Linked DNA regions of Mus musculus: region 2 is linked to region 1. A link is a loop called in an ENCODE intact Hi-C map of the cell type or tissue named here. Cell type or tissue: left cerebral cortex. All regions are shown on one strand. Each heading gives the region's core, and the rest is flanking DNA. Links, peaks and the distances in the headings are about the cores only.

Evidence for each region. Hi-C counts contacts between places; a loop is a spot of excess contacts. Peaks named below come from ENCODE experiments on the same cell type or tissue, not always from the same donor. Only the 100,000 strongest peaks of a DNase experiment are listed, where the experiment ranks them.
Region 2: it touches region 1 in a loop (2.1-fold over the local background); 2 of 42 quality-filtered maps call a loop at or near these places.

What each region holds. Positions count from the first base shown.
Region 1 is chr12:37,580,791-37,585,202 of GRCm38, reverse strand. Agmo (alkylglycerol monooxygenase) reads right to left here. Exons shown (of 13, transcript NM_178767.5): 13 at 3,271-3,759. The coding sequence ends at 3,679. Among named protein-coding and RNA genes, the nearest start is that of Gm34408, 110 kb to the right of the region's middle. In left cerebral cortex, for the core only: a CTCF peak has its summit at 2,204 (motif pointing right); a DNase peak (open chromatin) is centred at 2,156.
Region 2 is chr12:37,081,283-37,085,694 of GRCm38, reverse strand. No RefSeq gene overlaps it. Among named protein-coding and RNA genes, the nearest start is that of Gm29007, 23 kb to the left of the region's middle. In left cerebral cortex, for the core only: no CTCF peak of the experiment used is centred there; a DNase peak (open chromatin) is centred at 2,348.

The DNA.
Region 1 (4,412 bases), core at 221-4,220:
GAGAGGGCAGGATGAGATTTGGAAATATGTATTCTGACCATGAATACAATGTTGTCAGACTCTTTCCTCAGAGGCAAGCTTATATGAAGCCTTTGCTCCCAGAGAGATGCTGAGAATCCTAACATAAACAGTGCTTTACGATTATGGAAGCTAAGGTGCTCTGTGTTTTTTCGGCTTATATGTGTGTTTTTCAGAAAATAGGGAGTAGTGGAAAAAAAAGAGATGGAGTCTGGTTACTGCTGTTTTCATTAGTAGATTGCTTAACTTTAGACCAAACTATTTACTATATGTTAAGGAATCAGTATTTCTATTGTAGTTTCCTCACTGAGCAGTTAAATTATATGTTAAAATAGACGGAGATTTTGAAAACTGATGAATAGTAATAAAAGCTAGGAATCCCAGATATTAGGAGAGTTCATTAAGTTTACTGGCTAGTTGAGTTTCTGAATACAGTTACAGAATCACATACCCAAAATAGCATGGCCCTTTGAAAATTAGTTGAGGTTAAACAAATATGATCATAAGTTAACTAATGGCAGGGGAAACAAATGGAAAATTCTAGCAAAAAAAAAAAAAAAACAGACTAAGAACAGGGGTGAATTTATTTATTTATTTATTTATTTACTTATTTACTTATTTATTTATGTCTCTAACAAGCTAATGCATAATAGTACACTACCAATTGGCCTGGTTATATTTTTGTGTCAGGATAATACATGCCATGGTCACCTGGATCGAAGAGCCAAAGTTAAGAATTGTCTCTATCAGATTACCTGTAGTGTATGGGCTGTGAGATTTTCTTGACTGATAATTGATATAGGATGGCCCAGTCCACTGTGTTTAGTGCTACCAATTAGCACCCCATACTCTATTGCATAACAAAGCAGGCTGGATGAGCCATGAAGAGCAAGCCGGTAAACACTGTTGTGCCAGATTTTTGCTTCAGCTCCAACCTTGCCTCCCCTCAGTGATGGACTGTTCCCTGAAGTGTAAGATGAAGTAAATCCTTTTCTCCCCAAGTTGCTTTAGGTAATGCTTTTTGTCACAGAAAAAGAAAGCTAATTAGGACATCAATCGTACAAGGTTTAAAAGCCCAGGACACATAAACCTTCTCAACTATTACACAGAATTCTCCTTTAATCTTTTTGAAGTGGGAACATCAAATTGGAGAGTGATGACATACTCTGCTCCTGAACTCCTGAGCCTGTAATTGTTGAGTTTTTCTCTGAATATCTTGTAACAGGACATGAAGAAGTGTCATAGTCTTTGCTGTTAGAATTCAGAGAATTAACAAAAAAAAAAAAAAAAAGGAGAAGAAGAGGAGACACCTAGTGTGTTCCATGGCGGTATTGGGTAACTGATTTAACCTTCTTCAGATTTCTGCAAAATGGTTTCATAGTACTTGCTTCTGCAATCATTTAGAGGTTCCAGTAACTACTGCTAATGGAGTTCTGCCCTACAAACACATGGCTATTGTAGTTCTTTAGGTACATAAGCAGGACTGAGTGACTTCGTAATTATTGCAAAAGCAGAGTACATCTCTCCATCAAAAATGAGTAATGGACAAGCCCTATTTCTGGTGTTATTCTCTTGAGGGAGAGAAATAAGGACAATTAAAGTCCTTCCAGTCAAGAGCCAGCATAAATTACATGGAATCATTCAAGATCAATTTATGATATTACTAAGAGTTTCATGACCTGTCACCATGCATTAGTGTTTGCCAGAGAAAGTAGGCCTGGAAAATTAGCAAGGGTGAAGGTGAATAAAAGTCCTATCTAATGCAGAGAAGCTCTGGGCACATCACCTATCTGGGAACCATATCCATATTCAAAGGCTTGGAAATTTATAACTTGAAAGTAGCTGTATTTCTAAAAATAAAATGAGCCAAATTATAATGAAAAAACATGAGTTATACATTTGAGTTTCTTCAAAGGATGCTGTTGCACATGAATTATTTTCATCGCTATAGTCATTTTAAACTACCTCTCCCCCCTCTCTCTCTCAGTATGAGCGTGGGTTTGTGTGTGTCTGTCTGTCTCTTTCTCCATCGTAAAACTATTTCGACATGCTAATTAAAAATTAAAGAATCTATAAAAATACTCTTTTCTTCCCGTAATTTAATGATGCGACCTATAGCATAGAGATTCTTTACAATGTATACTATGCAGCTCAAGAACTTTGATGGTACATGAATAATTTTATACCAGCAGAGGGCTCCCTGCCTTAAGGTAGCTTTATACCTGTGAAGGCCAGCCATGCCCGTTAAGTGAGGCACTGCAACCGGCATTAATATTTACACCGGACTTCAGAAACAGCGTGACTCCTGTGTTTAATTAAGAAGTATAAAAACATGAATGGAGCAAAGCCAAACCCACTTCTGATGCTTGAGATATAATTAATATTTTCATCATGCAAAGGTAATCTTCCTCTGCTGTTCCAGCTTGAAAAGTAAACACACTTTAACCCGGTCTCATGGGTGCACGAGCACCTGCAGCCTTATTCTCGGACAGCTTCCTAGGTTTCTTCCTTGCAGTCTTAAGTGAAATACGTATAATGAAGCAACCATTTAGTCTCCTTAATTCAGTGATGCCTATAAATTGAGAGTAATGAAAGTCATTAATTTAGATTAGCACTTTTAACTTGGACTGCAAAAATTGTCGCTTGAAATTGTCCAATAAATATTGCCAGAAAAGAACAATTCTTATTTTTTTAAAGACTTTTTCAATCCTTTTCTGAGCTCAGTTCTTAGCTCTGTCAGTTCTCTCCAAAAGAAACATATAGAAGACTTCAATCTGGCATCAATAGGAGTGGAGGCTCTTGGTCTTTTGAAGGCTCAAAGCCCCAACATAGGGGAATGCCAGGTCAGTGAGGCAGGATTGGTTGGGGCGGGGGAGCACCCTCATAGAAGCAGGGAGAGGGGAGATGGGATAGTGGGTTTGAGGAGGGGAAACCTGGGAAGGGGGATATAACATCTGAATAGTAAATAAATAAAATAACCAATAATTTTAAAACACTTTTAATATCTTATTAAACAGTGTAAGCATACCAGCTTTGTCAGTTCTTTGAGATAATTTTTATCAGTATTTGAAACAGCATGAATTGTGATGTCCTCCTTATGTAATTGCAACATGCTAACCCAACATTGTAGAAATATGTACTGCAGATGAACCTGTTGAACAGATTGATTCTTTCCATTCTAATATTTTTTCACATAGTTGGTGTGTGTTTATGTAACGCCCCACTATAGATGACTGATTTGCAGAGGCAAATGCAGGTTCACACACACAACAATATATTTTAAATACAACAGAGATGTATCTATGTATATACTTTTAAAAAATGTTAAAGGATCAGCTATCAAACCAAGAAGACAAACATAATTTTCACTCTTTAAACAAATTTATGCCCCTGTTTCCTTTCCTTATTCATTGCCACAGAGAGAAATGAATATAGCCTCAATGGATATGGATAGGTTTTAGTGAGAGCAAAATAAAAATAATAATTCATAGTAATTTCAACAGAAAAACAAATGTGAACAGCATAGGTAAAGAAATGTTTTCATTTTTCATTAACTAAGTTGCTCTTGTAGGTACCATGTAAGATACCACTCTTTCTCTGTGATGATGTACTATGGTGATGCAGGACGGAGAACTGACAGGACCGGTGGATCTGTATGCATTAAGGCTTTTTCCAAGAGCCAGAGGTGAGTTGTGTTATGCTTCTTACGCCCCAGAAAGCAATGCAAACCGAAAAGAAAATCTAAAGAAAGAAAACAACAAAAGTGAATCAAAACTTTTGTTCCAGTGAGTTACATTATTTCCTGGAAAAAAACAAACACAAATAATTTTGCACAGTCAAATTACTTAACACTTAGCAAGCTGTTCAAGGATGGAATTTAGTCAACTTAACAACAAGGCATGCTATATGAAGCTAAAAATATGAGTAAGAAGGTATTTTTGCTCTTTTTTCTCTTACATTTACAAATATAGATTATTTAAAGATACAGGGTTATATAAACTAGACACTGAACATAATAAAACAGTTTTTTTTTTCTGCATTTGTGAGTAGTGAATCCTGAGTGTTCTACGTTAGATGATGTAATTGCTTCAATAGTTTAAGGAGGCTTAGGAATATGAGAAATGAAAACACTGTTGAAGAATCATTTTCCTCTGAGGCAATATAATCTAGCCAAGTATGCATTTCATTCAACAGGAATGAAATCCACAAAACTCTGGCTAATTTGCCTTTCCCTTTTGATATCACTATGTATTAAAATGTAACTACAAAAGTTTTCTTAAAATTGAAGATATAACTTAATCATAAAAAATCAGCCTGGGGAGTCTATTGAGTTTAATTTCTTGCTTTTGGGTAACACCAGAAACACTAAACGAATCACCAAACTTGATATGTGA
Region 2 (4,412 bases), core at 252-4,251, 500 kb after region 1:
CAGAAGTTGAGCTAAAAACATCCATTATAAAAGGAGAGTCAAGGAGGAAGTTAAAAAATAAAATTCTATGATGATATAAAAGGAAATAATACAAAGGGAAGTTTTATTCATCTGAAGGAGAAAGAGAATGTGGGGGAGGGATAAATAAGGAGGTTTGAAAAAGCCACATGGAAATCAACTATTTTATAATTTATATATAATAATGTATATACATCACATAGACAGAGGATAGATATATAGGTAGATAGATGATAGATCAATAGATAGATAGATAGATAGATAGATAGATAGATAGATAGATAGATACACAGATACACAGATGCATAGATGTAAGATTATATATTATACTATATGTTATAATATAATATATAATTTCAAATAATAATATATATAATTTCAAAGAGTTTAATTGGGGTTACCATACACCTGTGATAATACTTTTCCCAAAAGGTGTAGATTATCAAATAAAAAGTCCTTTTCCAGGTATAGAAGACCTCCCCTTGAATTTGTCAGAAGTTTTGCAAAGATCCCAAATCAATACAGCCTGATATCATTGTTCATGGTTGACCACAAAACAGCTTACTTTGTTTATAAGACAAACAAAAAAATCAAGTTCATACTGACAAAAAGGCTTCCCCACTGCTGGCTAGCATCCATAGGTCCAGAGAACACTGTGCAGGTTGCTGTGAAAGACAATCAGTAATCTATCCAACTGTGAATCCCGTGAGGTCCAGTGCTGACCTGCACTGCAAGACCGACTCATGCATACAATAATGACATGAATACTAAGGGATGGCCATTGTAAATAAAGGATGTAGAGGAAAAATGGATTGATGTGGAAGAGTTGGTGGGGGTGACTAGGAGGAACTAAGAAGTAAATATAATCAGAATGCAGTGTTCCAAAACTGTTCTCATTATATTACAAATCTTGTGGGAATAGTCTGCATGGAGAGAGTGATTAGACTACTATCCCTTTCCTCCTGAGACTGTTTCTACACATATTCACGCTGTATATCTGATTGAACCTACAAATGCATTTGTTCTCCTCTAGTAATCTTTGTGTTCCCGAAGATAAGATTTTCTGCTTGGGTTGGCCAAGTGCCTAAGAGTAACTGATGCTAACTCGGCGCTCAAAAATTAATTGATGAAAAGAAATGGGTGAGTCCCAACCTATATTTTAATAAAACAGTTGTTTGTTCAAGTGTTGTATGTACTGCTATGTCCAAAAGCAAAAAAAAAAAAAAAAAAAAGTAATGCTGGGTCTTAGCAGAATCAGTGTTCCGTCTGGTGCTCAGAAATTAGCCATTAATATCAAAAGTCTACTCTATAATCACTAATGCTAGATTCAGTGCTACCAGTCATTTTAAAGTAATAATTGATTACTTTAGGAAATTAGATGCAGATTATTTTAATGGATACTGTTTTACATGTTGATGTTTATAAGTATGTAAAATATAACGGTAAAATAGTTCCCTCCTGTTTTCCTCTGTTCAAATAGTTAATATTTTCCCACTTTTACCTGGAGTACCAACAAAATCCAACCAGTTACACATTGGATTTAATACTCAAGGAAGGGCAGGTGTTCACTAAGGAAAGAAAATTAAAAGCAGCCTAAGTGCTGAAACTCCCTTTGAACCACAAGTTTAAGTTTTAATGGTTTTACAGCCTTCTCAAGCTGTCAATGGAAAAACGCGGCTTGACATTGAACATATACCAAGTCAGTAGCATAACTATTTTATAATGTCTGATTGGCCATAGAAAAAATAGTTTAAAATTCAATCCATGTGATGGAGACACCACTTAGAAAAAGACCATTCATACTGAACTGCTACAAGAAAATCAACTGCAATAGTTCACAGTTCTTCCAGCAGCACAGGGACTTTTAAAGACTTAAAGTGGAATAGTTCCTAGAATATTGCATGTTGAGGATTATTAATATAAATTTTACTATCATAAAATTCACCATTAGGAGAAGAAAAAACATAACATTATTTTTCAAACCTTTATGAGTTGTATTTTTTTTAATGTGTTAAAGGAAGATTTTTCAGATTTATTTATAGGAACTCTTTGGGAATATCCATTCATAATTCAACTAGCTCATTTATTCATTAATTTAACATCAATGTGTTATATTGTGTCTCCTGGTGAATAGAAGTTGCCCATTCATCTATCCAACAGGCATTTATCGTAGCAACAGATTTTGAATTTTCTTTAAAAGCACAGGACTAGAGATACATATGGTTATAGAACTTCACGTTACTGAAAATAGAATTGGTGTGCCTTTCCACATACAGCTATCACATCAATGCATCTCTCAACCCGCATCTGAGAATTTTCAGTGGAAAGGGATTAACTCAGAGTTCCACAACTAGCAAAAATGCAGAGAATCAGAGACTTCAGAATTTACACGCTAAAGGAAATATATAAGCTGCACCCCAATGTCCAAGCTAAGGGACCATCGCAGAAGAGATTCTGAAAAAACATTAATGGCTAGAGTTGGTAGATGACAGCGAAAAACCACTATCCCCTGGACAAAGCAGGGCCAGTTGAAAGTAGGAATTTACAGTGGTTGCAATAGCATGGACAAGAGTGTGCAAGCCTAAGCCAAACCAGATCTCAGCATGGAGACACAATTGTTAGGTAATGGAGAGAAAGACTCTTAGGTCCTAACCCCTGGTAAGGTAACTGTGTTCTCAGGAAAGATTGCATATACATCTGTGAGAGGTAAGTATAAATTGGTCTTCAAGGGTTAGGGGAGGCCCTTGGTCCTGTGAAGGTTTGATGCTCCAGCATAGGGGAATGCTAGGGTGAGAGGCTGGAGGGGACTGAGTGGGTGGGGTTGCACCCTCATATAAGCAGGGGGGAGGGGATGGGATAGGAGGGCTGTGGAAGAGAAACCAGGAAGGGGGATAACATCTGAAATGTAAATAAATAAAATAACCAATAAAAAAATTTAAAAAAATAAAGTGAGAGAGTTGAAAAAAAAAACATGAAATTGGATGGGTAGAGAAGTGGGCTGGATCTAAAAGTTGTTGGAGCAGGGAAATAAAACCTAAACATTTTATACCTCCACAAAAGTCTCAAAACTAATAACTGAAAAGATAAAATATCCTCACTTCAAGTACACACCTGGGATCTGTAATTCTGAATCTCCCTAGAAGTATTAATTTATCACATTTCTTGTACTAAAGTCAGCACAGAATTTAGAAAGAGAGATACAGATAAAATTATGGGAATACAAGAGGTTATTTAAAAACATTAAAATTTAACTTTGTCCCATAAAACCATTTTCAAGTTAGTATGTTTGATTGTTGTTTGCATATGTGTGCATACACACATATACATGGTATTTTGTGCTGACATGTGTTACAATTTTTGTGCCAATTTGTTACAATTTTCTTGGAAGTATGTATACTTAAAAAAAAATCCTAAGGTTGGGCCTCCTTGCTGGGGCTGACATAGACCAATATTCCATGGCTCCCTTGCTCTCTCTCTTGTTCACTCCATTCCACTTCACTACAGCTGCTCTGACTTCCACTTTTCTATTTTTCTTACTTATTTATTCTTCTCTGTGCATTTTTAACTCATTTAATATTTTCATAAAATATCTACAGTACCTGATGACAGAAAAAAAAACCAGCCTTTTCAATCAATCAACAAGCAATAAAGAGAGCGAGAGATAATTCTATATATATATTTATTCAATTGATATAGTAGGAATTAAATTTTCTTTCCCAGCTTGTGATTTAGAAAGTCTCTTCCTCATTGGAAATGGTAACACAGGGGATTTCCAGCCCATCTCCTTTTTTTTTTTTTTTTTTTTTTTTGATAACATTCTATCACCTTCATGCAAGTATCTGGTAATTATTAAAATACCCCTACCACACTCACACATGAGTATGAGTATGTGTACACACACAGACACATACCCACATATGAGCATGAGTACATAAGCACACACAGGCACACACAAAAACATGCACACATACACAGACACACATGAGCATGAGTATACATGCACACACAGGTACAGACAGACAAACATACACACACACACACACACACACACACACACACACACACACACGAGCATGAGTACACATCCACACATGGTCACACTCAGAGAGACAAACACACATACACATACACACACATATACAAATGCAAACTCAACTTACATTACATTACATTACTTTACATTACATTACATTACTTTGTTTGCTTTGTTTGTTTGTAGCTTTAGTCATAATTTTTGCTTCATCTACCTTGGGCTGAACTGCCTCATTTGAATGTTCATGTAATCTCTGTGCTTTTCCCATTTCTCATTATATCTCCATTCTGACCAAGAGCAGGTTAGTGCCAGAAAGAGGAAGGCAGGAAAGTTATCCTTTGCATTCTTTTCATGCAATGAA